Regions from separate parts of the Homo sapiens genome. Here regions 2, 3, 4 and 5 are each linked to region 1. Evidence: chromatin loops called from intact Hi-C (ENCODE). Cell type or tissue: mammary epithelial cell. All regions are shown on one strand. Each heading gives the region's core, and the rest is flanking DNA. Links, peaks and the distances in the headings are about the cores only.

Evidence for each region. Hi-C counts contacts between places; a loop is a spot of excess contacts. Peaks named below come from ENCODE experiments on the same cell type or tissue, not always from the same donor. Only the 100,000 strongest peaks of a DNase experiment are listed, where the experiment ranks them.
Region 2: a loop joins it to region 1, with 8 times the contacts of the local background. A loop is called at or near these places in 3 of 110 quality-filtered maps.
Region 3: it touches region 1 in a loop (21-fold over the local background); 3 of 110 quality-filtered maps call a loop at or near these places.
Region 4: it touches region 1 in a loop (13-fold over the local background); 11 of 110 quality-filtered maps call a loop at or near these places.
Region 5: it touches region 1 in a loop (5-fold over the local background); 19 of 110 quality-filtered maps call a loop at or near these places.

Annotation. Positions count from the first base shown.
Region 1 is chr11:10,363,599-10,370,089 of GRCh38, forward strand. All of the region lies in intron 2 of CAND1.11 (a long non-coding RNA gene), which reads left to right. Among named protein-coding and RNA genes, the nearest start is that of CAND1.11, 59 kb to the left of the region's middle. RefSeq lists an enhancer at 2,964-3,463. In mammary epithelial cell, for the core only: a CTCF peak has its summit at 3,235; a DNase peak (open chromatin) is centred at 3,133; H3K27ac peaks cover 613 bases.
Region 2 is chr11:9,858,505-9,864,995 of GRCh38, forward strand. The region is part of intron 17 of SBF2 (SET binding factor 2); the gene reads right to left. The region is part of intron 1 of LOC101928008 (a long non-coding RNA gene); the gene reads left to right. Among named protein-coding and RNA genes, the nearest start is that of LINC02709, 100 kb to the left of the region's middle. RefSeq lists an enhancer at 4,414-4,973. In mammary epithelial cell, for the core only: a CTCF peak has its summit at 3,812 (motif pointing right); a DNase peak (open chromatin) is centred at 3,787.
Region 3 is chr11:10,179,436-10,185,926 of GRCh38, forward strand. The region is part of intron 2 of SBF2 (SET binding factor 2); the gene reads right to left. Among named protein-coding and RNA genes, the nearest start is that of SBF2, 110 kb to the right of the region's middle. In mammary epithelial cell, for the core only: a CTCF peak has its summit at 2,560 (motif pointing right); no DNase peak of the experiment used is centred there.
Region 4 is chr11:9,754,446-9,760,936 of GRCh38, forward strand. LINC02709 (long intergenic non-protein coding RNA 2709) reads right to left here and starts at 5,088. Exons shown (of 3, transcript NR_033972.1): 1 at 4,984-5,088; 2 at 3,322-3,398; 3 at 325-2,453. It overlaps SBF2-AS1 (SBF2 antisense RNA 1), which reads left to right and starts at 3,848. Exons shown (of 3, transcript NR_036485.1): 1 at 3,848-4,058. RefSeq lists an enhancer at 2,127-2,186 and silencers at 3,658-4,057, 4,178-4,297. In mammary epithelial cell, for the core only: CTCF peaks have their summits at 2,397, 3,826 (motif pointing right) and 4,436; DNase peaks (open chromatin) are centred at 2,146, 3,776, 4,456 and 5,406; H3K4me3 peaks cover 1,098 bases; H3K27ac peaks cover 3,795 bases.
Region 5 is chr11:10,205,007-10,211,497 of GRCh38, forward strand. All of the region lies in intron 1 of SBF2 (SET binding factor 2), which reads right to left. Among named protein-coding and RNA genes, the nearest start is that of SBF2, 86 kb to the right of the region's middle. In mammary epithelial cell, for the core only: a CTCF peak has its summit at 3,259 (motif pointing right); no DNase peak of the experiment used is centred there.

The DNA of each region.
Region 1 (6,491 bases), core at 1,469-5,468:
GAGGGGACATTATTATAGATCCTATAGATATTTAAAAAACAAAGGAATATTATGAACAACTTTATGTTTAACGGGTGAATTCTAGTATACATTAGAATGGAATAATACCAATTCTATACAAACTCACTTAAAAAATAGAGGAGAAACATCGCCCAACTTGTTTTAGGAGATTAGCATTATCTTGGTACCACAAACAAAACTGAAGACCAACATGTCTCATGAATAGAGGTAACAGATTAAAACCAATGGTAATACTTTGGCAAATTAAAACCAATAATATTTGAAAAAGAAAATATATCATGACCTAGTGGGGTTTATCCCAGGAATGGAAGGTAGACTTAACATTTGAAACAGAAAATCATCAACATCTAAAGATCAGTTAACTACTTACATATATTTCACCTAGTTTTTATATAGTTCTATTTTGTACATTTAAAATTTTAAATAATCTGAAATTAATTTTGGTATATGGGGCTAGGGTAAGAATATAAATTATTGCCAAAGTGTTATTTTTTACAATATCATTTGGTGAGTGAATAACTTGATATTTCTCCATTAATTTCTCATGTTTCCTTTGTCTTTTAAGTAACTAATTTACATGTTGTGTCAGTACTTCTGCCAGTATTATAGTTGTATAGTGTTTAATAATAGTAGTTTTAAAATATATTTTTTATCTGGCAAAGCAAAGGATGTCCCATACTTTTGTGAACATTTTCCCCAGTTCTTTCTTAAAATTAAATATATTTAATAACAGGTAATATATATACTTAGTTTTAAACTCAAATTATAGAATACGGTATACATATTTAATAAATGTTACTAGTTTCTTGTATATCCATCCATAGATATTTTATACATAAACTAGTAAATATGATTTTTCCTGTTTTTAAAATGTATATATACAAATGGTAGCAAACTATGCATGGTCTTATGTATGTTGCTTTTTCACTTAACTTTATATCTTAGAGCTCATTCCATTTTAATATATAAAAAGCTTCCTCGTTCTTTTTTACAACTGCATAGTATACCAATGAATGAATACCGCAATTTATTGAACAGTTTTCTGTTGATGTTTATTTAGGTCATTTCCATTTTCTTACGTCATAACAATAAATAAAAAATAATTTTGTACATATATTTTTAACATAGATACAGGAATATCTGTCAGATTAATTCCTAAACAGGAACTGCTAGTCTAAAAGGCAAGTGCATTTATAATTTTTAAATATTGCCAAATTGCTCTCCATAGAGGCTGTACCAATATATAATACTGTGAAACAATAAGAAATACATATATGTATATACTGGTCTCTGACCCTGGTTCCTGACATGGAGCTCCTAAAACCCTTGTAATTTCTGAAGTGAAAGGGTACTAGGAGCATCTTTGTTCTAATAAAATGACTCTCGGTGGGCTCTTAGATGGGGGCTGTTCTCGAGGAAGACCAAGCCATGATTAGAAGCTTGGAACTTCTGGAGATTGAGTTAATAATGAATCATGCCTACATGATGAAGCCTCCATAAAAGTCCCTGAAGTACAGGGTTTGGAGAACTTCTGGGTGGGTGAACACATCCGCGTGATGGGAGGGTGGTGCACCCCAACTCCACAGGGACAGAAGTTCCTATGCCTGTTCTGCTTTCGGACCTTGCCCTATGTACCTCTTCCTCTGGCTGTCCATCTGTATCCTTATCATATCCTTTATTATATAATAAACTGGTAAACGTAAGTGTTTCCATGAGTTCTATGAGTCATCGTAGCAAATTATCAAACTTGGGGAGGGGGTTGTGACAGCCCTCAATTTGGTAACCTGGGGATCTACTCCTTGTACTTGGTGTCTGAAGTTGGGGGCAGTCCTGTGGCACTGAGCCCTTAACCTGTGGGGTCTGCCGTAACTCAGGAAAGTTAGTGTCAGAATTGAGTTAAATTATAGGATACCCAGTTGGTGCCTACAGAGAATTGGAGAATTGGTTGGTATGGGAAAAGCTCATACACATTTAGTGGCCAGAAACATTATGAGAGTATAGAGAAGAAACGTTTTTTTCCCCCTATGCAAAATACCATCAGCAACGTTTGAGGGTGCCTGTTTACCCAAACTCTTATCAACATTGTTTTCAAACTTTTTGACCATAACATTCTAGGTGGTAAACAGCTTATATTGCCTATTGTTTTATTCACATTACTTTTATTATTGATTTTTAAGTTCTTGTTTACTATTATTTTATTTCTGGAAGTTGTCTTGGAATTTTAAAATATAGCTTTTATAACTAAGGTATAGCACTGATAAGAAATGATAATTTTGTCTTCTTGCCACATCTAGTTTTTGTTTTATTCCTTCATTTATTGCATTGACCTTAACTTCTAGAACAATATTAAGTAATAATAATAACATTGATCTTTTTGTTTGGTTACTGATTTTAATGAAACAATCTGTAGTATTTCAATTTTAAGTAAGATATTGCCACCATTCATTATGTTAAGGGATTTTTCTGCTCTCCCTAAAAATTTGAAAGTTAAAAAAAACCCACCAGAAATGGATGTGGAACTTTATCAAGTGCTTTTCAGAATATAGGTTTGGGTGATTTATTTTCTTAAGGATGAACTGTATAATTTTAATACATTTCCTAATGTCAAACCATCCTTACGTTGTTAAACCCTCCTTGACTATCATGGATGATTTTTTGATGTGCTTTAATTAAATTTGCTAATTTTTTTCCAGATGTTTTTCTGTCCCCATTCAAAAGTGAGACTGGTCTTTGTGTGTGTGTGTGTGTGTGTGTGTGTGTGTGTGTGTGTGTGTGTGTGTGTGTGTGTATGTGCTGTTCTTGACAGGTTTTGTTATCAGGGTTATGATAACCTCATAAAATGAACTGGGCAGCTTTTCTTCTTTGCTTTTTTGCCCAAATTCTTCTCTGCTCTCCTGGCCTGGGGAGAACAAGGCTGGCCTGTGTTCAGACCTGCTCCAGGACCTCTGGTGACCTCCAGCATGTTCCCAGCTCTCTTCTTGACTCTTAGTGGTGTTGTCTCTGGCATCTCTCTGCTTCTCCTCCGGTCTGGCTTCCCAATGTGATCCCCTAACATCTATGGCTCAACCTGAACTGGCCTCTGTGTGAACTCAAGGGAGGGGATTTCCTTGGCAGATGGAGGTTCTCCATGTGCCCCCCATCCCCCCACTTCCTCCAAGAGCTCTCCCAGCTGTGATCTTTAGCTCCTCCTTGCGCTTCTGCCTCTAGCTCTCTGCTGCCCTCTAGCCACAACATCTGTCCTTGTCGTGGCTTTCCGCAGGCAGAGGCATTGAGAATGGAACTCTGTTCAACAGATCCAGTTGAACTCTGTTCAACAGATGTCTCGAAGCCCTTGGAAGTTCTCCAAAGTGACTGGTTTGAAGGGGGTGCTGCAATGAGGCAATGGGTTGTTTTGGCTGCCTCTGAAGAAAAGGGGTGCCAGAATAGACCCAAAGCCTGGACTCTGCCCTCAGTGGGGAACATGAATTACATTGCTGCCAAAGGACAACTCTGAGAAGGCCTGGTGCCGCTGGGCAGGGCAGCTCTGCAAAGTCCGGAGTAGGGAAGGGATCATATTCAGTATGGACCTTTGCTCAGCATGCTTCTTTCCTGTCCTTCCCTGCTAACTGAGACAACATGTATGTCCAGCCTTTCTGTTCAGCTGTCAACTGTGAATGACACCCGATAGTGACTCTTGAGCTATGCTTGGAATTGTCTGGCTTTAGGCTGACACCTTCCTTGCCATCCCCCTGATGCCATCTAAGGCCACGGCCATGGAGAGGGACTTTTGTAAGTATGCTGTTCATCACCATTTAATATCATCTAGTGGTTCTAGAATCAGGCAGATTTGGGTTTGAATTCTGTGCATGCCACTTACTAGCTCTGTGATTTTAGGCAAGTAACTCAGCATCTCTGAGCCAAGTTTTCTCGTCTTTAAAACAGAAAAATAATAGATATACTTGTTAAGCTGGTGTGAGATAACAATGCATATAAAGCACTTGGCCTAATGCTCAACCTAGTAAATATTCTATAGATGTTAGTTGATATGGTTTTGCTGTGTCCCCACCCAAATCTCATCTTGAATTGTAGTTTCCATAATCCCCACGTGTCGTGGGAGGAACCTGGTGGGAGGTACTTGAATCATGGGGGCAGGTTTTTTCTGTGCTATTCTCGTGATAGTGAATAAGTCTCATGAGATCTGATGGTTTTATGAAGAGCAGTTCCCCTGCACACGCTCTCTTGCCTGCCGCCATGTAAGATGTGACTTTGTTCCTCCTTCACCTTCTGCCGTGATTGTGAGGGGCCTTCCCTGCCATGTGGAACTGTGAGTCCATTAAATCTCTTTTTCTTTTAAATTACCCAGTCTCAGGTACTTCTTCATAGCAGTATGAAAATGGACTAATTGGTTAAGATTATTCTTTATCCTGATTGTTCTGTATCTCTCTTGAGAATCAGTGTAACCTCTTCACTGATATTCAAGGCTCTCTTGAGGTTGGGGTCAGTTTATGAGCTGTCTTTCCAGTCTTATCTCCACTACTCTGTTACACATACTATATTAGTCAGCTAAATTTTCATCTCTTTGCCTTTGTATATGCTGTTCTCTCTGCACTCAGAGTAACCTCCTCAGCATCCTTGACTGAGAATCTTCCCAACTGTCGAGGCCCAAGTTAAAATATGACCTACCCCATGAAGAGTTCCTGGCTGCCCCTTGAGAGGTTTTTCTCTGCCTCCTGTAGCAGCACAGCCATTGTAACTATTTTCAGTCAAGAACTGGATGAGATTGTCCCCTGAGAATGAATTTAATGTCAAAGTTTGTCCTAAGTTTTTGTGGACATCCCCCCAACCTCACCCCAATAGTTGATTTCTGAGTGCCTGAACCTGAGAGGTGCTATTGGCTCCAGCATTTCTTTTATTTTTATTTTATTTTCTTGAGACTGAGTCTTGCTCTGTTGCCCAGGCTGGAGTGCAGTGGCATGATCTCTGCTCACTGCAACCTCTGCTTCCTGGGTTCAAGTGATTCTCCTGTTTCAGCCTCCTGAGTAGCTGGGATTACAGGCACATGCCACCATGCCCAGCTAATTTTTGTATTTTTAGTAGAGATGGGGTTTCACCATGTTGGCCAGGCTGGTCTCGAACTCCTGACCTCAGGTGATTCACCCGCCTTGGCCTCTGAAAATGTTGGGATTATAGGTGTGAGCCAGCACGCCCTGCCAGCTCCAGCATTTCTATGTTGGAGGGGTTAGGAGGCATTGCAGTGGAAGGGGAAGCTAGAAGTCTTGTATGGAAAACACACTGATTTCACTTACATTGTATACTTTTTAGGGATGGCTTAGGGGATGGGGGTAAGAGGTTGGGGTCAGGTGGCATTGGCCCTGCTGATGAACCATGGATATTCCTAATCTGTGAGTGAGCCAATGGAGTCCTTAAGAATGGCCGATAACTAAATCAGCTCTAACCTAAGCAGTTGTTGGATGTGAGACTATGAACAAAAGTGTGAGGTCACATGGAGTCTGCAGAGAGACAAGCCAGGCCGCTACCATGCGTTGCCTTATAGCCACCTCCAGATCTTTCTCTGAAAAGCCTGCTAGGGAGATGAGATATTTGGCCTGGTTGGGTAGGCTGGGCCAGCTAGTATGGGTGAAAACTTGAGATTCTTAGGAGTTGAGCTTCTGGTCAAAAGAGAGAGAATGGGTTTAGGCAAGAAAGGGCTTTACTTCTCCAGGGACCTCTCAGGTTGATGGGAGCTTGGCCCAGCTCTATCTACCAAGAACCACGGTCAGGTGGTCAGATTAGGGCTAGAGGTATACCCATCTCTGGGAAGTGAGTTGAGGGCTGCCCCCACGGATCCCATGACTTGGGCCTTACTTTGAAACCTGTGACCTGGTGTCTGGGCATCCTCCCGCTGGATCAATGGGCTGGGTGAGGGAGGAAAACAGTGTAAGGTGAGGGTCAGGGAATGACCCAGGCCTGAAACAGAGTCCCCAAGAGATGCTTGCTCCTTTGGCCTGTTGTGTGAGGCAGCAAAGGATGAGCTGAGCCCAAGGTGGGGGCAGGGTCACAGGCAGAGGACCTTCTAGAGCACAGCTCTGGAAAAGCCTCGTTTGCGAGACTCCAGTCTAGTCCCCAGTACCCAGCCCTAGTCCCTTCCCTACCTTTCTCTCTGAGAAGTTTATTCTTCTCTTAGACCTGGAGGAGTCATGAGTGCTTTTGCCAAATATTTCGTTTTCCCCTCTTCCAGGAACATGATAGGATTGCACTTTTTGGCTCCTTGGTGACCCTTTGTGGCCAAAGGGTTGTGAATGGAAGAGGTGTGAATCATTTCTGGGCCAGAGCATTTCATTGCCAGTACAAGACCCTCCAGAGTGCTCTTTCCACCCACATGCAGGTGATATTCAAATGATGGCTGCTTTATCAGCCTGGGCTCCCAGGTGAGATGCGGAGTGAACTCCCAACCATGGACAGGTAGCACAAGAGGGAAATGCACCTCTGCT
Region 2 (6,491 bases), core at 1,542-5,541, 510 kb before region 1:
AGAATATCGTATGGTAGTACAGGCTTAGCAATCAGCAACTTACTCCTTTTTAACTGGCAACTGTGGGCTTGCTGTTGGATCCTTGAGAGTCTCAGTCACTTTATCAAAATGGGTATTTTAGTAACAGCTAAAAATCAAAGCTGTTATTATATCAATTAGAAAATACAGGAAAAGGAGGCACTGTAGGTTTAGTGAATATTATTACAATTAGGGCATATAATAAAATCCATCACGATGTAAACATAAAACTCCAGATAATTTAACATTTCTTCTATGGCTTTAGGGTACTCTTTTTAAAGAGACAGCAACTGAAATATGAGTGAACCTACAGCTTGGCCTTACACACAGAATGAGGATATAGCATGAATTAGGGACTCAGGAGAACTGCACTTTTCCTACTGCTCATTCCAGCCCATTACCTCCCCGCCAAAGCTGTTGCCTGGCTCACATACTCTCTAGAAGACTGCCCTGGGCTTCAAGGGCATTTTCTGGTAACCAAATTTGTGCAGGGAAAGATAAACACAAACCAAACCTCCTTCCTTTCAGGGACTTCCTGCTGGGTTTCAGCGTAAGAGTAAACTTAAGAGGTGATTAACAACAGAGGGAAGGAAAATGAACTCTGCAGGCATTTAGAAGGCACTTCATATATATTTAAGTTTGTTTAGTTCCAAAACCCCTGCTCTTTTTATAACACCAAATTGTCTTTCAAAAGAACTGAAAGTAAATCAAAATAAATGAAATGCCAAATTAACTGCCAATTAGCACTTCTGTTTTCCCCTCACTTTATGATTTTGTTTCCCAAAGTAATATTCTACCTTGGAACCTCTGAAAAAAACTTGTATAACATTGCATTTTAAATTTTAATGATAATTTACATTGCCAAATTTCAGTTAGTGACTTGAGTCAACTTTCCAAAACTATTTCTGCCACCTCTAAAAGCTAAGGATGTTTCAAATTTTTAAAAATTCATAATTTTCCAAGAAAGAGTAGGTACCATTTTCAATAAACATTTTTTGGCCCATTTTATTCTTTGGAATTGAGTTCATCTGTTTTCTGTGAGTAGAACTAAAGTTTCTGATAAGTTTTCTTTCGAAGCAATTTAATAAGCTGAGTGTCTTCTCCTGAAATGCTGGACACTGAAGATGATTACTAAGGTTATATAACTGTTACACAACAAAAGTTGGTTCATTTCTTAGGGACGTATACCAGATATATAAGACATCTGGTAAAAATTACACGCTCAATACATGCTAATCTCCTTTTTGGTCTAGAACTGCATACCACGAAATGTAGTACCTGTGTAGTTAGAAGCTGGGTGGTTGTGATTTTGCCTTAAAGAGTCTCTGTGTACTACATGCCATCTGTAAGACCCTTTCAAGATAGGACTGTGTTACTGCTGCTGAGGTAACTGGCTATAACCTCAATTCTCCCTATTAAGTGGCTGTAAGTTGTGGCTATGAAGCAAAAATCAGGAGTTCTTTGAGGGTGCACAGGGATCATTGTTGGATTTCATTATGCCTATCTGCTCATTTAAGAAACAGTTACTGTCTACCTATGGGAAATCATGAACAAAATGTGTGTGGTTTTGTGAGTGCGTAAGCAGAAGCCACACACACTGAATCACAAGCTCCTTCTATACTCTGCATGAAGACACTTGGGACATGGATTACACACTTTTTCCTCCTTCATTTTTTAGTCCTTTACTGTAAGGACCAACAATTGTTTCAGTAGCAGTACACAAGCCTATTTTGAAACAGTTTTTTTTTTTTTTTTTTTGAGACAAGGTCTGGCTTTGTTACCCAGGCTGGAGTGCAGTGGCATGATCATGGCTTACTGCAGCCTCAACCTCCCAGGCTCAAAAGATCCTCCCACCTCAGCCTCCCTAGTAGCTGTAGTAGCTGGGACTACAGGTGTGCTCCACCACACCCAGCAATTTTTGTAGCTTTTTTTTGTAGAAAAATTTGAACCTGGGAGGTGGAGGTTGCAGTGAGATGAGATGGGGTTTTTGTAGAGATGGGGTTTCATCATATTTCCCAGGCTGGTCTTGAACTCCTGGGCTCGAGTGATCCACCTGCCTTGGCCTCCCAAAGTGCTAGGATTATAGATGTGAGCCCCCATGACCAGCCTGAAAGAGATTTTAAAGGCACTAAATTCAAATGAGATAAAACTGTAATTCTCAACTGCCTTTACCATGAGTATACTCAGGGCAGTACCATTTCTTACAAATGCAGCATAACATAATCAATGGCAACTCTAAAAATGTTGAAGTCTTGAAATTATATTCATATAGATAAACTCCAAAAAACTGAGCTTTTAACAAATCCTTATCAGATTCTCACAAAGTACTTTTAGGATAATCAGCATGCCAAAAAAGTTATTAATTAAACATCTTTTATTAAAACTTAACAGAGATGTACAGGAATCTGAGGGTGTAATGAAGCCCCACCTTTCTTCAGTATTTTTCACACTGATGGTGTATATTTGCTTTCCTTGGCACATTTGAGTTGACATTACAGGTTGAATGTCCCTTATCTGAAATACTTGGGACCAGAAGTGTTTCTGATTTTGGAATATCTGCATCATATTTACTGGTTGAGCATTCTAAATCTGAAAATCTGACATCTGAAATGCTCCAATGAACATTTCTTCTGAGTATCATGCCAGCCCACTACAAGTTTAGAATTTTGGAGCATTTTGAATTTTCTTTCTTCTTTTTGGAGACAGGGTCTCACTCTGTCACCCAGGCTGATGACAATCATAGATCATTGCAGCCTAGAACTCCTGGGCTTAAGGGATTCTCCCGCCTTAACCTCCTGAGTAGCTAGGACTACATGCATGTACTGCCATGCCTGGCTAATTTTAAAAAATGTTTTTTGAGGCCAGGCACAGTGGCTCACGCCTGTAATCCAAGCACTTTGGGAGGCTGAGACAGGCAGATCACTGAAGGTTGGGAATTCAAGACCAGCCTGGCCAATATGGTGAAACCCCGTCTCTACTAAAAATACAAAAATTAGCTGGGTGTGGTGGCAGGCACCTGTAATCCCAGCTACTTGGGAGACTGAGGCAGGAGAGTTGCTTGAATCTGGGAGGTGGAGGTTGCAGTGAGCTGAGATCGCGCCACTGTACTCCAGCCTAGGCAACAGAGTGAGACTCCATCTCAAAAAAAAAAAAAAAAAAAATGTTTCTTGAAACAGGTTTTCACTATGTTGCCCAGGCTGGTCTTGAACTCCTGGCCTCAAGCAATCCCCCCACCTCGGCCTTCCAAAGTGCTGGGATAGGATTAGGCCACCAAGTGTGGCCCAAATTTTTGAATTAGATATACTCAACCTGTATCTTCATGTTTATGCACAAACTAAAAGTTGAATATGCAAAAACTAATCTAAATAGTTTGAGCAAAAGTGGGACTATATATGTTCCAAGGAAGAAAAACGGTGCAAGACAGAGTGACAGTGGCCCAAAGGGTCAGAACCCACAGCCTGTTTACTAGGTGAGCATTACAGCAGGGTGAAGTGACTATAGTACAAACACTTGGTGGCAAGACAGACACAAACGGCTATGGCATCTGTGATAGTGGCAGTAGTCTTAGTAAACAGAGAAAATAAGTGCCTGCAGATAAAATGATCTCCTGATATGTGCGTTAGAAATCATTAACCCCCAAATACTTAAAATATTATTCTTTTTCTAGACATGCAGTTTGCCTTCTTTCTTTGTGGTTTCTTGCTTTGTCTGGTCAACCACAAGCAGGGAGCACTGTGTCCCTCAGTGAGGATGGGCAGGGCCATTCCACTGATGGGTGTTCTCAGGACCAGCAGAGGGCAGTATCACTTTATTCTGCCTAGACTCCATCATGGCTTGATCTACAAATTGCAAAAATGGAACTTTGCAGTCAGCTTGGGCTAGAAAGTGGGTGGTAAGGTAAATATTTCAGGTGTTCACTGTGCATTTGAGAGAATCTATAAAGAAAGAGAACTGTTCAGGGTCATATGGTAAGATGAGTAGAACAGATGGGAACAGAAATAAAGCTTTCCATTACTCTACGTTGTTTCTGTAAGATACAAAATGAACATATTTTACAAAACAAACCTGTAATATAATTATGTAGGGAAAGATGTAATGAGACTTTAGGGTTTCAAATTCAGTATAACCTGGGACAGTAGCAGTAATTTTAGTAAACAGAGAAAATAAGCATCTATGGATAAAACTATCTTCTGATTGTGATAATTTATTTAAAAAAATTTTTTTTATTATTTTGTGTTTATTTTATTTTTTTGATTCTAATAATTTCTCTGGTTTGAAGAAAAACTTTCCCAAGACAAGATGGTTTTACAAATTGGTCTGTATACTAGCATCATAATCTTTTAATATTGCACAAAGATGAGATTTAACTCATACTGAGGGTGTGAGATGGTGGTGCTGGTTGGGAATGCTTTTGTCAAATCACATCTCTCTTTCATTCTCTTCAATTCTGGCAACAATATTTACATTTCATAATAATTTTTAAGATTCTGTCCTAAAAAAAAAAGTGGTATTGTGCCATGCAATTTTATGAGATGTTTAAGAATGTGTTGACTTCCTTCTTTATCTAGAAAAAACAGCCCGTGAAGGTACTAGATTAAGCAATGCCATTCATTTTCCACAAAGCTTTCAAAGGAAACCCAGCATGGGACAGGATATGAAGAATAAACTCATGGGGCTCACCAACCAGCAGGCCAGATTCAAATCCAAATAAAGGATGCAAATCATCTGAGAGATGAGATGGTTAAGGGAAAGGTTAAGATATCAGCATGAGGGGCCTGTTGAAGGCCTGTCTGGCTAGACATGTTAGTTCCCCAAGCTCAAGGCTCTCGTTTGGGAGCTCAGGGAAAACCAGATTTCAGGAAAGAAGGCTAGCTGGCAGGTCTTTTCCATAAACATGTAATGGTCTTAAAGAATAATAGAGAGATTCATTGTCTAAATTGCTGGAGATTTCCTATCTAGTTCTGGTCCCTGGAATATAAGTGTACCTAACTAACTGCACAATTCAGGGATGGTGCTAGCAAGTCCTCCTGTGATTCTGCTCTGGCCTGACCAAGTCCAGATATTAAATCACTTTAATAATTAATTTTAGAGCATTTTCTGATGAAATTGGGAGTCTTTCTTTTGCTTAGTCTTGAGAGACAAACAAAAGGAAGACAGGAATAGAAAAAATTGTATCCAAAACCTGGCTTTATCAAATCTTAAACATATTTGCTTTGTCCCTCCCTCTCTCTCTTTTTTTTTTTTTTTAAAGAAAGGACATACAATACATACAAGTCCACTGTATACTTCTCCTGATTCTATTTCTCTCCTATCCTAGAGGTAACCATGATCATGAATTACATATTATCATTCCCATTTTGTTTTTTACCTGTGTATGTCCATAAAGAATACATAAGTTATATTGCAGGTTTTATTCTATCCCTTATTGATGCTTTTCATGTATATAACTCATATTTCATCTATTTATGTGACATCTAACAACTATATAATTAATCAGGAACAAAACACAACTGGCTTATGTAAACATACAACTCAGTTAGCAGGAGCAGAAAGAGAATGGCCTATAAGCAATGAGTATTTAGGATATTATGCTCATTAGTTAGTGGGATTTACAGAATAGTGAGTAATCCATTTAGTTAAATGGGATGACTATAAGCATCTTCTACAGTTTTTCCTGTTTTACTACCTGATACTCAGATTGAACAGTACAAGTATCCTTAAACTCAGAATGGTCTATAACCCTTCTAGATTGCTCAGATCAAGGCATACAATTTCTGCACGAGAGGTATATTCATCCACCAGCATTGTCCAGTATTCACTTGATGTGCCAGATTCTATAAATGTCAGTAGTTGGGATGAATGGATTGAAGTCCTTTTTTATCAAGACATAGTCTCGCCTTGTGACCCAGGCTGGAGTGTAGTGGCACAAACAAGGCTCACTGCAGTCTTGACCTCCTGGGCTCAAGCAATCCTCTTGCCTCAGCCTCCTGTGTAACTGGGACCACAGGCACACACCACCATGCCTGGCTAATTTCTGTATTTTTTGTAGAGATGGGGCCTCACTTTGTTGCCTAGGCTGGTATCAAACTCCTGGGCTCAAGTGATCCTCCCGCCTCGGCCACCCAAAGTTCTAGGATTAATGCCATGAGCCACCAGGCCCAGTTGAACTCTGTTTTTAAACCATTTAGCCTTCTAATGATTCTGTGTCTTAAGTTGTTTAGTAAATATTAAGAGTTCAGAGGATAAATCAATTTCTTTCCTTTGTGGTCCAGAAATTGGTAGACATCAAATCCAAGACTGTTGTCAAGTCCTTTGCCTGGGTTTGGTGGTCTCAAAAATATAAGATATAATCTAAATTCTCCCAATCCTCCCCATTTTTGGCCAGTTTTTATTTATTTTTTTTTTTGAGACAGGGTCTCACCTGCTGCCCAGGCTACAGTGCAGTTGGCACAATCTTGGTTCACTGCAGTCTC
Region 3 (6,491 bases), core at 951-4,950, 180 kb before region 1:
CACCTAATGTATGGCCTATCCTTGAGAATGATCCATGTGCTGAGGAGAACATATATTCTGTAGCTGCTGGATGAAATGTTCTATAGATATCTATTAGGTACATTTGTTTTATAGTGCAGATTAAGTGTGATGTTTCTTTATTGAACTTTCTGTCTCGATCTGTCCAATGCTGAAAGTGGGGTATTGAAGTCTCCAGCTATTATTGTACTGGTGTCTATTCTTTAGCTCTAATAATATTTGCTTTATATATCTGGGTGCTCCAGTGTTGGATGCATGTGGCAGGACTTACTCCTGCCATTTTGTTATTTGTTTTCTGGTTGTTTTGCAGTCTTCTCTTCCTTGTTTCCTTCCTGTCTTCCTTTTAGTGAAGGTAATTTTCTCTGGTGGTATGTTTTCATTTATTTTTATTTTTACCCCCTTTTGTTTTGTGTGTATTTGTTGTATGTTTTTCAATTCAAGGTTACCATGAGGCTTGCAAATAATATCCTATAACCAATTACTTTAATGACAAGTTAACACTAATTGCATAAAAGCAAGCAAAAAGAAAAATAAAAACTCTATACTTTAACTTTGTTCCCCCACTTTTTAACTTTTTGTTGTTTCTATTTCTACCTCATTGCTCTGTATATGTCTTGAAAAGTCCTTGTGGTTTTTATTTTTTATTGGTTCATCTTTTAGTCTTTCTATTTAAGAGGAGTTTACACATGACAGTTACAGTGTTATAAGTATTGCCAGTGAGTTTTGTACCTTCAGATGATGTCTTATTTCTTATTAATGTTTTTTTCTTTCTGATGGAGCTATTCCCTTTATCATTTCTTGTAAGACAGGTCTGGTGTTGATGAAATCCCTCTACTTTTGTTTGGGAAAGTATTTCTCCCACGTGTTTGAAGAATATTTTTGCTAGATATACTATGCTAGGATAAAAGCCTCTTTCCTTCAGCACTTTAAGTATATCAGGCCACTCTCTCTGGCCTGTCAAGTTTCCATGAAATAATCTGCTGTCAGACATACTAGAGCTCTATTGTATGTTATTTCTTTCTTTTCTCTGGTTGCTTTCAAGATCCTTTCTTTATCCTTGACCTTTGGGAGTTTGATATTACATGTCTTGATATATTCTTCTTTGGATTAAATCTGCTAGCTGTTCTATAACCTTCTTGTACTTCAATATTAATATCTTTCTCTAGTTTGGGGTAATTTTCTGTTATTATCACTTTGAGTAAACTTTCTACCCCTATCTCTCTCTACCTCCTCTTTAAGGCCAATAACTCTTAGATTTGCCCCATTGGGGCTATTTTCTAGATCTTGTAGGTATGCTTCATTCTTTTTTCTTTGGTGTTCTGCCTGTCTTCAAGCTCACAAATTCTTTCTTCCACTTGATCAATTCTGCTGCTGTTAAGAGACTCTGATGCATTCCTTAGCTTTATTGAAATCTTTCACTTGGTTTTGAATCCAATAGTAAAATCTAACTTTTTCATTAGAACACTGTGGCTGTCATAATCAAAGCTATTCCTAATTTCACAGATATTAGAGGTTTTTCTGGTAAATATGGTCTATCTTTGGAAAAAATAAAAGCTGCCAACTCTCTAAGCACCGAGTACTCATGTCATTACACTCTTCTGATTTTAATGTTAAAATGCTTTTTCTCTAAGTGTCTTTCTAACGCCACTTAAACCATCCTAATTGGAATCTAGGGCTTAGTCTATTAATTTTTTAAGTATCAGAAATAAAGAAAACTTTTTTAAAAATCAGCTTTCTCATATAATACTACTAGCAGAATAGTTTTAGAAAAGCTTTAGCAGAGAATCAAAAGACCAGGGTTTTATTATCATCTCAGCAATTACTAAGTAGCTACATAACACTGAGCAAGCTATGAAATCTGAGATTTCAATTTCTAATTTTTTTAATGAATGAATTTTAGCATTTAAGAAATAAATATAACTTACCTAAAACTGTCACTTTTCTCTTTGGTTTTCTAAATCTTAACTTTATACAAATTTTCCCAATTTTTGAAGTGATTTTTCTAAATTTCTACATGCAGTTCAGATTCTAGATAATTTTTGGCCAGACTTAAAGTATCTTTAAGAGTTAGCCAGAATTAACTGTTTAAAAAAGTACATTTTACTAAGGACTTTTATCTTTATAATTAATCTATGAAATTGTGACTCCCTTTTTAGCTTTCATTACATTTCAAAAGAGGTCAGAAATATTCCCACCATCCTCCTTCCTGGACACATCTCAATTCAATGCAATAGTAAACTATTTCTGAATGTTAAATACAAGTTACATAAAAATTCTCCCAATTAAGAGATATGAGTATAATTCCAAGGCATTTCTTGAAAGTGAGGAAAGTTTAGTGGTGATAATAATTTGCTATAAAAGTAGATACAGCCATATCATTGATAAATTTATATTTGATTAATGAGCTTTTAGTTCTCAAAGACTAAAAAACTTTTCTTCAATAAATACACATATGTGTTTACTTTGTCACCTTAGTAACTCTCACCCTAAAATTTTGTACATTGGTGACTTTTTATAGACACATAAGTACCACTAGAGGCCACCAAATACTTCATCTTATTAAATCAACAGATTTGCAAGTTATTCTGGCTAGCTTAAAGGTACTTTAAATTAAGCTAAGTTACAAGGAGATGACCATACATGGTAATATCCGTAACTGGAAACTCTCAAAGAATTATTCAAAGTCAAGCAAAAAGATGTAAACATATTTCGTACAGTAATTAGGATGTATGGATGTATAGATGTATAATTCGACAAAAAGCTTTATGAGATCAAAATGGGGGGGTAGGTAATATAAAAATTCATTCCTTACGTACCTTTGAAAGTAGACCTAGAGAGATGACCTACAGGAATGACCTAGAGAGATGGTGTTCTCTCAAATTGCTGTTGTCCTTTATAAGCAAATTATGTATTTAAATATACACCTCTCTATATATACATAAATATAAACATACAGATACATAAAATCCTAGAGTTCAGTATTCTTTCTTGCATATCACAAAGTCTTTCACATAATGATTTTAATATCTCAAGTTGGCTACCATTTACAGCAATCAAAACTTCAAGAAAGAAGTCTTATTGTCAAAATCACCTGACTTTTTTTTTGTCTGTTTATTTTAAGACAGGGTCTTACTCTGTCACCCAGGCTGGAATGCAGTGGTGCAATCTCGGCTCACTGCAATCTCTGCCTCCTGGGCTCAAGCGACCCTCCCACCTCAGCCTCCCAAGTATGTGGAACTACAGGCAAGCACCACCATGTCCAGCTAATTTTTCTATGTCTTTTTGTTGTTGTTGTTGTTGTTGTTATTGTTTGTTTGTTGTTTTTTAATTTTTTTTTTTGAGACGGAGTCTTGCTCTGTCGCCAGGCTGGAGTGCAGTGGCGATGTCTCGTCTCACTGCAACCTCCGTGTCCTGGGTTCAAGTGATTCTCCCGCCTCAGCCTCCCGAGTAGCTGGGACTATAGCACGCGCCACCACGCCCAGCTAATTTTTGTATTTTTAGTAGAGACAGGGTTTCACCATGTTGGCCAGGATGGTCTTGATCTCTTGACTTTGTGATCCGCCCGCCTCGGCCTCCCAAAGTGCTGGGATTACAGGCGTGAGCCACTGTGCCTGGCCAGTTTTTCTATGCTTTGTGGAGACAGGGTTTCACCATGTTGCCCAGGGTGATCATCACCCCACATTTTCTAATATACCCAAAATTCTGGCTTGAAGAAGAAAACCTGGCATCTGGCAAAAATAACACCTGAGTAAACTTTGCTCTCCCTTTCTAGGTGAAAGCGCTGCTTAAAGCGTCCCACATCCTCTCATTTCTTCCAGCGTCCTCCTCCTTTCCAATGGTAAATAGTAAAAACTAGAAGGCCCAAGTAGCATCCAAAGATTCTGTAGATCCAAGGGAAACTTCTAAAAAAAATGGGGCTTATTGCTATTGTATTATCCACCTTTTCTGCATGGTTATATACTATTTTTCAAGGTTTTTCAGGAAATCCAGAGAAACTTTAATCAGTCACGGTTTTGACATTCTCTCTAAAAAATCTTGGCTTAACTAAAGGTCTCAAAATCCTAAGTTTTCTTTTAAAAACTTTATAGTGTTAGCTTTTACATTTAGACTATGATCCATTTCAAGTTACTTTTTGTGTATGGTTTAAGGGTCAAGGCTCATTTTTTTCCTAAATGGATATCCAGTTGTTCTAGCACCATTTGGGCTTATCACTTCCACAACTGAATTACATTAGCAACTCGGTCCAAAAACCAATTTATGAAGTCAGGCACAGAATGATAACTACTGTGTGTTCTCATCCATATGTAGAAGCTAAAAACACAAAAAACAAAAATTTGAGCTCATAGAAGCAGAGAGTAGAATTGTGGTTATTAGAGGCTGGGAAGGATGTGGGGAGGGAAGGAAAGGAAGAGATTGGTTAACAGACACAGAGTCATAGCTAAATGGGAAATATAAGTTCTCGTGTTCTGTAGCACCGTTAAGGTGAATATGGTTAACAATAATTTAGTGTATATTTTCAAAAACTTAGAAGATTCTGAACGTTCACAACACAGAGAAATGATAGGTATTTGAGGTGATGGATACACTAATTTGATTCCACCATTATACATTGCATACATGTACTGAAATATCACCCTGTTTCCCATAAACATGTAGAATTATTACATATCAACTAAAAATAAAAGGAAAAAACAAAAAAGATAACACATGCTTTTCTTTCAATAAAGTGGAACATTTCAGAAAAAAGAAATAAATTCATGATATATATGTGAGTTTGCTTCTAGACTGTACCATGGATCTACATGTCTATTCCTTAAGCTAATACCATACTGTCTTGATTATTGAGCCTTATGGGATGTCTTGAAACCAGGTAGTATAAGTCTTCCAAACTTTGTTCTTTTTTTCCCAGATAGTTTTTGGCTACTTGCTATAAAATATGCCTTAGAGATTTATTCATTTCAGTACATAAAGCTTTATTTCATACTGTTTTAAAAAGTTAACTACAGTAAAATATATATAACACAAAATTTATCATCTTAACAATCTTAAGTGGACAGTTCAGATAGTGTTAAGTACATTCACACTGTTGTGCAACTAAACTCCAAAACTCTTTCCATCTTGCAAAATTCACAATCTATACCCACTAAACAACTTGCCATTCCTCCCTTTCCCCAGCCCCTGGCAACCACCATTCTACTTCCTGCCTGTATGAATTTGATTACTCTATGTCTCTCATATTAGTGAAATCACACAGTATTTTGTTTTGTTTTTTATTGTTGTTGTTGTTGCTTGAGACGGAGTCTCACTCTGTCGCCCAGGCTGGAGTGCAATGGCGTGATCTCCGCTCACTGCAAGCTCTGCCTCCTGGGCTCATGCCATTCTCTCACCTCAACCTCCCAAGTAGCTGGGACTACAGGCGCCCACCACCACGCCCGGCTAATTTTTTGTATTTTTAGTAGAGACGGGGTTTCACCGTGTTAGCCAGGATGGTCTCGATCTCCTAGTATTTGTGTTTTTTTGTGATTGGCTTATTTCCCTTAACATAGTGTCCCCAAGGTTCATCCTTCAGGTTGAACCTTGCATAACACAACAAATGTTGGCACATGTTGTAACATGTGTCAGAATTTTCTTCCTTTTTAAGGCTGAATAATATTCTGGGGGGGGGTGTGTGTGTGCGTGCACACGTGTATCACATCTCACTTGTCTATTCATCTGTCTATGGACATTCAGGTTGCTTCCACCATTTGACTACTGTGAACAATGCTACTATAAACATGTGTATGAATATCTGTTTGAATCCCAGCTTTCAGTTCTTTTAGGATATACCCAGAAGTGAAATTGTTAGGTCATATGGTAATTTTATTTTCAATTTTTTTTGAAGACTCTCCATACCATTTTCCATAGTGGCTGCACCATTTTACGTTCCCACCAACAGTGCACAAGAGTTCCAGTTTCTCCCTAATCTTGCTAACATTTGTTATTTTCTGGGATTTTTGTTTTGTTTTGGGGCTTTTTTTAGAGTTGGAATCTCATCTATCACCCAAGCTGGAGTTGCAGTGGTGCAAATCATAGCTCACTGCTGCCTCCAACTACTAGGCTCAGGTGACCCTTCCATCTCAGCCTCCCCAGTTGCTGGGACTGCAAATGTGAGCCACTGTGCTTGGCTTTTTTTTTTTTTTTTAATAGCAATAATAATGGGCATGCAATAGTATCTTATGGTGGCTTTAATATGCATTTCCTTAATAATTGGTGATGTTAGCATCTTTTCGTGTGCTTGTAGATCTCCTTATCTCGTACTTTTTAACAGCTGTACTATGTTCTGATGAGTGGCTGTGGTACCGCTAATTCAACGAGTCCCCATACTAATGGTCATTTAGATAGTTTCCAACCTTTTGCATACAGGTAATTCATACATACACATATATATAAGTAACCATACAAATCAGTTGGTTCTAGATAGCTCCAGTTTATGC
Region 4 (6,491 bases), core at 1,691-5,690, 610 kb before region 1:
GCACTCCTCAGCTTTTACAGTGCAGAGGAGGTGCTCCAGATTTGTTAAAGGATCAGTTTTGGGAATAGTTTATGGAATCTCTATTTCTTTCCTCTCTTTCCCCCTCTACTCCTTTTTTATATATTAGAGACTGTAATAATCACCTCCCTACTTCCTACTTGGCAATATCCACTAAAGCTAAAAACAACAGCTACCCTCCGGCCCAGCAGTTTCCACTCATTTCAGAGAAATGAGGCTGATGTCCACCAAAAAACTTGTATAAGAAGATTCACAACAGTTTTATTATAATGGCCCCAAACCAGAGACACTCAAATATCCACCAGTAGAGAATAGACAATTGTATTTCCAGACAATGGATACTACACCTAAATTAACATATTACAGAGAGAGGCAACCCGGCTGAATCTCACGGACATCTTGAGCAAAGAAGCCAAACACAAAAGAGCACATACTATATGATTCCTTGTATATTAATTTCCAAGACACACTGCTAATCGGTGGATTTAGAAGTGAGGGTGGGAGGCGGGTGGCTGTAAACTGGGAAGGGACACACTTGAACTTTCTGGGATGCTGTCAATGGGTGGTGGTTACACAGGAAAAAACAGCTTCACACCCAGGATTTGTGCAGTTTACCGTCTGTAACTGCAGTGCCTCTAGAAGCCTGAACTGGCTCACCTTTAAATTTTTTTTTTTTTTTTAAGAAGTCTCGCTGTGATGCCCAGGCTTGAGTGCAGTGGTGTGATCTCAGCTCACTGCAGCCTCTGCCTCCCAGGTTCAAGGGATTCTCCTGCCTCAGCCTCCCAAGTAGCTGGGACGACAGGCGTGTGCAGCACAGCCGGCTAATTTTCGTATTTTTAGTAGAGGTTTCACCATGTTGGCCAGGCTGGTCTCAAACACCTGACCTCAATGATATGCCCTCCTCAGCCTCCCTAAGTGCTGGGATTACAGGCCTGAGCCACTGCACCTGACCTCACCTTTCAATTTCAGATAAGGAACTAGAAGGTGACACGTGAAATCTGTACCGGACTTCTAGGATGCTGTTCATTACACCACCCACCTCCTCTCGGGTCCTGATTACATTTTTATGTCAAACATTTAATTTCTCAGTGCCCCATCACCCAGCTAGTGGCCATGTGCCACCCCTACATACAGAGGAGGGCCCTGACCCTTTCTAGTCCTGTGCTCAGCTTCCATTGAGTCTTCTGAGGCTGCCGAGTCTTTGGCCCTGGGTAGTGGATACATCTGTGGTGGACACTAAATTCCAAGCAGGGCTACACTCAGCCTCCTTTTCCTGTTCCCACCACACACAGGCAGTCCATGGTCTCTTAGGATTGTGCACCCACAGGAATGCAGGCCTTTGTGTTTATATCCCCCTCAACAGTTCACAAGGGCCAGCTGAGGTCCAGCAGGACTTCAGGAGTGGGTAGACGAAAGCTCTGTCTAGCAAACCCCATTCTGTTCAGTCCCCAAGACCCGCAGCCCACTGCCCCCTCCTCCTCCTCATCGGAAGTCCTCGTTTCCTGTCCCATTTCACCCTGCCTCTCCCCCCTCCGACAACACTTTCTGCTTGGACCAGCAGCCCATGGGGGTTTCAGGGAGCAGTCTCCCTGCCCCACTTTCTGCATTTTCCCTCTGCTCTCAGGTTCCCTTTTCTTCCTGATGCATGGGACCAGGACGATCCTGAGCAGCTCCCCTGGGAAGACTGTTCCCCCCACAGGCTGGTTTCAGGGGATACCAGGACTGCTGCACCTCCACACTCATGTTTTCCACTCCCCTCAAAGTCCAGGCTGATAGGAGAGCAGCGTTACTGTCCAACTCTGCCAAACGTGTGTCTCCATTCCCATTTGGAGGGTGTGTCTGGAATCCTTGTTTACAAGGTGTAGAGGTGGAAGAGTTCATCCCAGAGCCCCATGGCCCTGTACACCTCACTGCAGTTAGCTGGAAGATGGTTAAAGCAGTGAGTGACTTTTTTTCTAGAGCTGTTGCCCTCCCAGCCTGGGCTACAAACAATCAGTGCTTGAATCTTCCTGCCTACCCCCACCCCAATCAGGCCTTTAGGGCACTAAGTTGGAAAGGAGCCTGGACTTCAGAGTCAAACAGGCCTGGGCTCTACTGTGGTTTTACCTTACTGTGTCATCTTGGGTGGGTTAGGATACTGTACAGGTGATGTGTCCTCAGGGTGTCACACCTGAGGCACCTGGTGTTTTGTCTTCATGCATGTTCTTTAGAAAGTCACGTGGAGGGGGTTTTCCATCTGGGCTGGGCCAGGCCACTTAATGGGCCTGTCGCTGGTGGGCTGGCCGGTTCTGAGAAGATCTGGCAGGTGACTGCGGTTGGTCAGCCATTCAAGGCTACTACTGGAGAGTCCGGGAAATACCTCAGGTGCTCTCTGCATTTCCACAGGCAAGTCTGTAACTTCTGAGGTGTCCTGCAAAGGCAGGTAGCTGGCAAATCTGTGAATGGATGAGTGCACAGAGGAGGTCCCAGGTGAGGGTGACAGCCCAGCAACACACTTCCCCAGTCACACCTGCTCTTTGGAAGGTTCCAGCAAGGCTGTGGAGAGGACCCAAGGGCCTGTGACTGCCACCTCCCAGTAGACCCCAAGGACCTCCAGCCTCTGCTCTCCCCTCAAGGGTCCTGTCGCTCCCTTGGTGGCCATTAGCTGTGGTGGCCAGAGCTGTTCTCCACTCTACCTCCCAGGGCCTCTATCAGCAGCTGACGGTTCCTGCGGCTTGTAATGTTCCTGCTGATCTGCCTCACTCACTACCCGTCACCGCTGATGAACTTTCCCAAAAGTCAGCCCAGAACTCCTTAAGGGAAGGGGCAGCCTCGTTGTGGTAGTTCCAGCACCCTGTACCAAGCAGGTTCTTAGTAAATGCTGACTGTTGAGTGGCCCCTTTCTGAAATAAATTCCTTGTTCTCAAATATATCCTGGATCTGGTCCCCTTGGGTCCAATCAGCGCTTGAACCAGACAGCAATGACTGACCACCTCTACTCAAGAGTTTCTGGTTTATTTGGAGCCTCTACCCCACCCAACCCTAAGGCTGGGAACCCTTTTGCCTTCCTTTTTTCTTAAAGGAAGTTAATCCCAGCACATGTGAAAGATGGACCATCCATCCCAATGCCTCATGTCCTGGGCTTCATTTCTCCATTTCTCCCAGGGCACCCTGGGAGTCTACATGCAAACAGAGATACTAGAAAGTTAACTTCCGGAAACCCCCTTGATAGGCCAATTCGTCCCCTTTTCTCTCTCTCCATGTGATTTTTTTTTTTCAAAAAATATCTTTTGTAGTTTTTTTTTCCTTATCACCAATACATACCCAATGTGGAAAACTGAGAAAAAGCAGGTTTGTAAAAAGAATAAAATGCTTCGCCATAATCTCACTCTGCAGACAACCTACAATGGCAAAAATCGCAATTAATTTTGCACCAACCTAATACTAGGATTTCAGTGCACAGCCTTCCAGGCCTACATTTAGGTTTGTTTGAAACAGGAACATGCGGTTCAACCGCCAACCTGAGCCCGCGTCCCCTAAGGCCAATACCACCATCCTGACCCTCCTTGGGAGGTCCTGAAATGACCCCAGTTCCAGGGGCAACGAAATGCATACGCTTTCGAGGGAAGGAGGGGAGGAAACGACCCTGTGGCGCAGGTCTGCACGGCCAAGGGGGTTCCCTGAGCTGGTGGAGCGGCGTGGCGTGGCCTAGGAAGTCCCTGGGCGAGGGAGGCGGGGCGCGGCGTGGTGGGGGCGACTGGGTGGTGCAGGCCTGCGCACGCGCGCAGCCGTGGGCGGGACGGGCGGCCTGGGGGCTTCGCCGCCAGGTGGCAGGCGTGCGCCACGCCCGCAGGTTCCAGCCCCGACCCGGGCGCGCGGGGCCGACTAGGGTCGGGTCCAGTGTGCGGTGGTCGCTCCGCTCCGGGCCGCTCCGCTCTGGGCGTCAGGGCGCGGGGAGCTGCCCCGGGGTTCTGTCCACCGGGGAGGAAAGCCACGAGCACTGAGCGCCTCCTGAGAGCCAGCCCTGACGTGAACTCATTTTATCTGCCACGACCCAGAAGGTGGGCGCAATTTTCCTATGTTCCAGGTGTGAAAAGTGAGGCTCAGGGAGCTAGGCAGTTGCCCAAGGGGACACAGCAGTGACGGCTCTGGGACGAAGCCCAGGTGTCCAGACGCGATGGCCTCTTCCCGCGTTCTCGGCGGGTACGGCGCGCCGCCTGCCTGCGGCCCGCGGGGAGGTGGTCGGGTGGCCGCCCCGGCTCCTCCTCGGGCCCCTGAGGATTTCCGGCCGGGACCCCGAGGAGGGCCCTGTGGCCTTGCGGCATCCGTGGTCACGATTCCAGCCCCACACGGCCTCCCGCCAGTCCCTGCGAGTGCCCAAGACGGGGCCGCCCCTCCCGTCTCCTCCCTTCTCTCCCCTCCCCGGCGTCTCCCGCCGAGGGCGCTGCAGGCGGCCTGGTTGGGATGAGGGCGGGCAGGCGGCCCACAAGCAGGGGCCTGTTTCCTGACTCGTTTGACCCTGGCTGTCCCTGCGGAGGCCCCAGCAGACCCAGCAAGGTCATCTAGGGCGAAATTCCAGTCTGAGCCCTGAGCAGTGACTTAAGTTTTCCCGATAAGGCTCAAGAAGGGACACAGATTGTCCTCCCCACACCCCGCACTCTGTCAGCACCTCCACTCTGGTGAAGCCTCTGCTGCAGACAGCCCGGCTCGAGAAGAGACAAAGATAGACTTGGGACAGATAAGGACAGAGACAGCCAGGGAGAGAGGGGCAAGGAGCTCAGAGGTGAAGATGGGGCCGCGCCGATGGGGAGGCAGCGGGTCTGCGGCCGCCGAGATGGGAAGTGGGCCCTGGAGCGGGCTTGCCGAGCCTACGACCGGGGCTGGGATGTTGGAGGAAGACGCGGTCATGAGGGCTGAAAAAGAAGGGGTTTTTGGTATGGTAGAAAAATGGATTGGGCTGGCAGCTCGAAGGCCACAGCCCTGTACCTCTGGGCCTGGTCTCGTGTGTGCACCTGGGACCGGTGGGTGAGGGGTGATGTAGAGTCAATGAGGGACGAGCTCGCTGAGTCTCCAGGAGGCAGGAGTGGAGAGGGCGAGGGAGGGAGGGTAGGACCTGTATACCTACGGTGGAGGGGGCAGGCGGGGGACAGATGCTGCTGGGCCAAGACTACTGAGTCTCTCCTGCCTGCTGGAGGTCCCTAGCTCAGGACTTATTCCATGCACACTCTGATAGAATATTTACGCCCAACACTAACTGTTTGGCTTGGCAAATAAGCAAAGCCATAAAGTCACAGCTGGCCTGTAGGCTCCCAGTCACCATGTGCAGCTGAGTCACAACCACTTCCCCCACCCCCTGGGGAGCAAGCGCCTATGCTCATGCCTGCACTCAGACACATATCCACACAGATACCCACAGATGCCGCGTGCCACTGAGTCATAGCTACCTCCTCAGAGAGCACGTGCCTGCATGTACTTGCACACAGGTCCCCACAGATGCCATATACACCTGAGTGTGAGTCATCATCACCACTGAACCCTGAGGGAGGGCACCCAGAGTGTGTTCTGCCATCCTTGCTTAGAGATACCCATATACACACATATACAGATATGTGCCCACCACACATCCTGTTGTACCTGCTGCATCATACCAGCAGATCAATAAATGTTTGTGGAATGAATGAATGAGTAAACAAATGAATGAACTAACAAGTGAAAACGTGAGTGACAACCACACTGCGTGGATACTCAGTAAAATTGGTTGGGGCAGCCCTGCGGGGTGGGTCCCAAGCTCTGTGTCCAGAAGGAGTTGTCTTGCTCCAAATATATCCTCTGTGGGCGGGCAGGGAGCCAGGGCTGCCTCCCAGACCCTGACTTCACTGGGCCGGAGGCCCAACCTCTGAGGAGTTGAAGAAAATTAACAAAGAAGAGGCCCTGGCTTTCTGTAGCCAAGGCTGAGCTGTGAGATGAGTTGGTGGGGGCATGTGTACTCTGGAAATACCACTTACTCAGAGACCTGAGATGCAGGACAGAGTGCTCTGCTGAAGGGCCCAGAGAGGACTGGTTCTGGATTGGGCTTCTTGGGAACTCTGCCCCAAATGTGCAGAATGTGCAGGAGGCCTGGTTCCACTTGAGATCTGGGGCAAATACAGTGCTTGGGCTGAGCTGGTGATTGCAAAACTGAGGCCCCCTATTAGACAGTTTTCCATCTAGGCCTGCCCTTCTGGCTTGGGCTTGTTCCCAGAGCTGCTTTCCTGTCTCTCCCTTGAATCTTCTTTTCTGAAGCCCCTGTGTCTCTGCCCTAATTCATCATCTGGAATATTTTAATATTACCCCAACTGGTCTTCCCGCCTTTAGACAGTAAGACCTATCTATCTTGCTTATAGCTGTCAGAGTTATTTTTCTAAAATACAGGTCCAACTATATAACTTTCCTGTTCAAAATCCTTCCATAGCTTCCCACTTTTCAGCATTAAAGTTGGATGGCCTCAGCCCTGT
Region 5 (6,491 bases), core at 1,607-5,606, 160 kb before region 1:
GGGGGGAGGTGGGAGGGGGGAGGCAGAGTATCAGGGTAAAATAGCTAATGCTTGTGGGGTTTAATATGTAGGTGACGGGATGATAGGTGCAGCAAACCACCACGGCACATGTTTACCTATTTAACAAACCTACACGTCCTGCACATGTATCCCAGAACTTAAAATAAAATTGAGTTTAAAATAAATAAACAAATAAATAAATAGTGGTAATGGTCGCACAACTCTTTGAATATACTAAAACCACTGCATTTTACATTTTAAAAGGATGAACTTTACGGTATGTAAATTATATGTCAATAAAGGATTTTCTTTAATGAATCTCTGATCAGACACAATGGTATAGACTCATTTTTTCTTGCTCTTCCCCACTAAGTATAAGCCTATAAATAACACAGGAGGCAACCAAAGGAGAACTCTGAAAGGTGGTAAGAGGAAAGTAAACTGTTTTGTAACCCTCGGAATGGAGGAACAACACAATGGCAGGACATCTTACCTATCTCTACCAAACAGAAGAAGGCAACCCAGGCCTAGCATGTCCCAATCCCCAGGTTAACAACAGAAGGCAGCCAAGGTAGGCTCACTCATCTCCCAGATCAAACAGAAGTTCCACTAACAACACAGGGAAAGCCCAGAACCATGAGCAGGGGATAGACAGCCACAGTGATAATAAGCAGCCAGGGAAAGCACTTTCCTTCACTCCTGGCCCTGACTCCCTTTCCCCAAAGGCAGATACCATGTGAGTAGGCATCACCAGCAAGAGAGACCCCATCACAATAAGCAGGATGGCCTGGGAAGCCTTTGTCATCACAGGCCTAAGGCTCTCCTACACAACCAAGAGAAACTGAGGTGTCCAGCTAGCACCAGCAAGAGGTATCTCGCTGTATCAAGTAACCTCGGCAGACATTTTGTTTCTATGGGCTTAAGAATTCCCTCCCCAATCCAGAAACACTGGGGTAGTCAGAGGACACCAGTAAGAGAGACTCCACTGTAACAAGCAGTCTGGCCCAGGTAGTCTCTTTGTCCTCATGAGTCAGAATCTCTCATGTACTCCCCAGTGACATCAGGGCAGTGAAATAGCACCAATAATGAACATCGTGCCACACAAAGTAGCCTGGTCCAGCAAAACCTCTTTGTCCCTGTAGCCTGAGAGTCCCCTCCCCCACCAAGAGACATCAAACAGCTCAGCCTGGGGAATGATTTCTGCCACCTCAGGCAGCACCAGTGGGAGCTCTAGTGCTGCCTGAGGTGACAGAAGGGCTATATTTAATGGCCCCAGCATTAAATAAACAAAGAAAACCAAATAACCAAGAAAATCAAAATAACACTGAAAAGGCTCTGAAAATTAAACTGCCACTGGAACAACAGCCTACAAAATTAGACTATGGTCTACATGCTAACTCTAAACACAAAAACTAACATAACAGCCAAAATGTCCAGGATATAGTAAAAAAGCACCCATTACACCAAGAACCAGAAAAGATCACAACTTGAATGACAAAAAGACAATTAACTGATGCCAACACAGACATGAATCAGATGGAAGAATTATCTGCAAAGATTTTAAAGCAGCTACCTTAAAAATACATCAAATCATAAACTCTCTTGAAACAAATGAAAAATAGAAATATCAGCACAGAAATACGTTATAAATCAAACAGAAATTATAAAACTAAAAAATAAAATATCCAAAATTAAAATCTCACTGGATGGTTTCAATAGTAGAGTGAAAATGGCATAGCATAGAATCAGTGAACTTGAGGTGAAATCAGTAGAATTTACCCAGTCTGAACAACGGAGAGAAAACAAATTAAAATATAAAGAACATTGGGAACCCATGGGAGGTCCACAGACCATAACAAAAGATCCACTATTCATATCACTGGAGTCCCAGAAAAGAGGAGAGGAAGAGGGGAACTAAAAGAATATTCAAAGAAATAATGGCTAAAACACTCCCAAATTTGGTGAAGCACCAAACATATTCAAGAAGTTGCGTGACTCTCATACTGGATAAACTCAAAAGAAATCTACACTAAGATACATCATAATTAAACATCTGAAAATTAAAAACAAAGAAGTCTTGAAAGAAGCCAGAGAGAAACATTTTACCTACAGGATAACACCAATTCAAATGACAGCAAATTTCTCATCAGAAACCATGAAGGACAGAAGAAAGCAGCACAACATTTTTCAAGTGCTGAAAGAAAGAACTATCAACTATGAATTCTATTTCCCACGAAACTACCCTTAAGGAATGAGAGGAAAATCCAGACATTCTTGGACCAAAAAAAACAAAGCAAAAAAAACTACACTAACATTGAAGATTGGCTGAAGGAAGGTGTTTAAACAGAAAGGAAATTACAAAAGAAGCAATACCGGAGCATCAGTGGCAAAACAAAAATACAAATCCAAGTCATCCTCAATCTAGTACTTAAATACTTCTCCAGTCCAATAGCTGGTGTTCTGATATCAGCTGGCTCTAAACCTCTTCCCAGGGCAATATTCTTCATGCTTATTCCAACAACCTTTAAGATTGCTTAAAACTTCTCTGTCCTTGAAGCTTACTGCTTGCCTGATTTGCAACCTTTAGTTGCCAGGGTAGGGTGAGGAGGGACCAGAAGGCACTGTCAGAATTGATTCTTTTTTCAACACAAAACTTAATCTGAGTATGACCCTAACAGATAAGTTTAGTCCTAGGGCCCTCTCTCCTAATACTTCCTTTTCTATGGGAAAAAAAAACTAGATCATACAAGGGCAAGCCCAAAGGCACAATAATTAATATTTTTTCTCACTGTAACAAATGGAAAACAAGCTCAACCCTCTCTCACAAGCACTTATTTAACTACTTAAAGAAAACTACTATGTCTTATCAAAGGTAAATATGATATCCATTTCCCTTAACTTCTGAGTACAAGGGCCTATTAAAACACCAGTACATTAAAGCTATCAACAGTAATTATGAATACACAGAAATCATCTAAAATATAAATACCTTCCCATGGTTGATAAACTAATCTAAGAAAGTCCTCAAGAAAAACACTGCCATGTTTTGAAAAGAATACTACATTGGTAATCAGGAGATCTGAGGCTTATCTTAGCTCTGTCACTAACTGGTGACCTTAAGCAAATCCTCTAACTTCTCTAAGCCTTGGTCTCCCACCTGTAAAGTGATCTTAGGTCCCTCCTGGCTCTAAACTTCAGGCACGGTAAACCAACAAAAAATGTGAAATACATACATCTACCACTAGATGGCATAACACTATGATTGCTGATCTGAAAAGCAGACCAAAATCTCCTCCAGATAGATTATGTTGTTAGGAAAACTATACCAGTTTAAATTATACCAATTTAAACTAAGCCTCAATAACTTGTCTGCTGGCAAAGAACTCCCGGCTACTTCATAAACACCTTCATTTTGTATGATGTAGAATGAGAAACCTCTTTCTGAACTTGTTACAGTTATCATGAACCAAACTGAAAATTTACAAAGACATGATTACAGAATTCTGAGAAACTAAGTTTACAGCAAAGGAGGGGGTGAAGGAGGCGGTGAAGACGTGTGGCAGGAAAGAACACAGGTGGAGGGACAGAATGGAGAAAAAAAAAGAAGCTGTTTTTTGGCAATTTCTGCAGTATTATCTATGCCTATCAAGGTATTACGAAAATTATTACCACTATACCACAGAATATTTAGCCTCCCTTGATAATTCAGCAGAGAAAACACTGCCACATTAAAATTTCAGACAAATTTCTTGGAACCAGCTTTAAAAACATTAATATATTGGTAGTATCTATAAAACATTGATCCTTTCAGAAAAAAAATACAACTGAAAATTTAAAACACAATTCTCTATGACTTAACTGTACCACTTTCACTATGTTTAAGTTATATTTACGTTTTCTTCCAATTGCAGATAAGACTAGTACATAGCAAGTGCTTAGTTTCAGCATAGATTTTTTAAATACAACATTTTTAAACTAGGGAGGAAAGTTATTGATTAAAAAACAGCAAAGGCTATTATGTTAATCTTCCTTAAACAAGAAATTCGTATCTGTTGCATAATGCAACTGGACATGATACACATAAATTTCTCATTAAAACTCATTCAATGTGTCCCTATCAATGTATTCCCTAACCCTAAGTCAATAAAGGAGAAGTTACAAAAATCCTTAGTTCTCCAGCAACCTGTGCCTTCAAAATCAAGTAGGCCTTTCTCATTACACAAATACAGGTGACAAATTTCTTCTTCCCAAATACAGTTTAAACATGTCCCCTGCCTACAATGCTCTCCTCTCCACAAATTTGTTTTTTTTTTTTTCCCATCTCTAACTTCCTATCTGCAACTCAAAGTTCACCCTGGAGCATCGCATCTACAGCACAGATAATCCAAGCCGTGTGTTTTCTGCTCAACTCTTCTCTCAAACGCAAACTTCCTATCCTGCAAAAAGCATTACAGATTGTTTATCTGTCCAAACAAGTTATGAGGCTGGTTATAATATACTTTACTACCAGCTGTTTTCCTTAACGTTTCACTCTCCTGAAGACAATCATTTCCTTCTTGTAACAGATAGAGTATTTCTCAAGCTCCCAATGCTGTTTGTACCCCCTATTAAGCATTTCCATAAACACAGCAAATTAATCATGACCAAATTGGGATTTTCTATTATTTCTATAAAATCTGTATCTTCTCTCCCTCCATTCTCTATCTCAGAGAATGGCACGTTATCCATCTAAGCATTCAGTGTCTCCACTAGGATTATGTTCCACTGCATATGACAGAAAACCTAAAACATTAATAGCTTAAACAAGATAAAAGTATATTTCCTTTCATATAAAAGATGTCTCGAAGACAACACTCAGGATCAATGTCAGATCTATGGGCTCAAAGATCCAGCTTCTTCAGGTTCATCACTCCACTATCTACAGGTTTAGACCCTTGTTCTCATGGTTTAATATGTCTGCTAGAGCTGCAAACATCACATCCATGTTTCAAGTAGAAATCAAGAAGGAAGGAAGGAAGCTGGGCACAGTGGCTCATGCCTGTAATCCCAAGCACTTTGGGAGGCTGAGGCAGGAGGATCACTTGAGCCCAGGAGTTCCAGTTCAGCCCGGGCAACATGGCAAAACTCCATCTCTACAAAAAGAACACAAAAATTAGCTGAGTGTGGTGTTGCACACCTGTGGTCCCAGCTACACAGGAGGCTGAGGTGGCAGAATTGCTTGAGCCTACAAGGTCAAGGCTGCAGTGAGCCAAGATTGCTCCACTGCACTCCAGCCTGGGAAACAGAGCAAGACCCCATGCTCCCTTGCACAAAGAAAAAAAGAAAAGAAAGAAGAAGAGAAGAGGAAGAAAGGAGGAGGAGGGAGAGGAGGAGGAGGAAGAGAAGGAGGAAGGTATAGAATATTTTAAGGAGAATTTCTGGAAGAACAATTTCACTTACATATCACTTGCCAAAGCCTTGTCACATGATTACACCCAATAGCAAGGGAGTCTCTTAGTCTCTTAGACAATTGCCCTGCTAAAACACAAGAGTTTTATTTCTAAAGGAGAAAAAAATAGTATTAGGAGACAACTGGCCGTTTCTACCAGAGTCAGCTCTTAGTCTGACAGGTGCCAACACATCATGTAGAACCATCTGTTAACCAAGAACACAGCAGACTCCCCAGGAATAAAACCATGGGTGTGGGGTTGTGAAAGGAATCACAGTATGGAAAGGGCCTCTTGTGGCCAGGCGCGGTGGCTCACACCTGTAATCCCAGCACTTTGGGAGGCCGAGGGAGGTGGATCACCTGAGATCAGGAGTTAGAGACCAGCCTGGCCAACGTGGTGAAACCCCGTCTCTGCTGAAAGTACAAAAATTAGCTGGATGTGGTGGCAAGTGCCTGTAAACCCAGCTACTTGGGAGGCTAAGGCAGGAGAATCGTTTGAACCCAGGAGGCGGAGGTTTCAGTGAGCTGAAATTGCGCCACTGCACTCCAGCCTGGGCGACAAGAGCAAGACTCTTGACTCAAAAAAAAAAAAAAAAAAAAAGAGCCTCTTGCTTGCTCAATGTACATGTGTTTTCAGTACTTCCATTTTGCCCAATCCCAGGTATACTGCTTTTATTTGACAATGTAACACTGCTATGCATGCTCATGTCACTGGTATCCAGTATTTAGAAATTTGTTCTCTATCACATCTAACAACAAAGCCAGTAGCCTTCTCAGAGAAGATACAGTTAGCTCTAAAATGAAGGAGGCTTCACTGTGATTCTCCTGTCAGAGCCTGCCACAAATTCCACATAGCAACCAAATGGCAGTTTTTATAGATTGTTGAGTCAAGAGGTTGGAACAGTACACTTAAAATTTAGTATATCCTGACTTCAAACCCAGAGAGACCCACCAGTTACTGTACTTCTTTTTGGTAGCAGTGAATACAAGATGCAGTAGCTTATCTTCTACTTCAGAAAGGACATCCCAATATATCCCAAAATACTGTTACCTCAGAAATTTC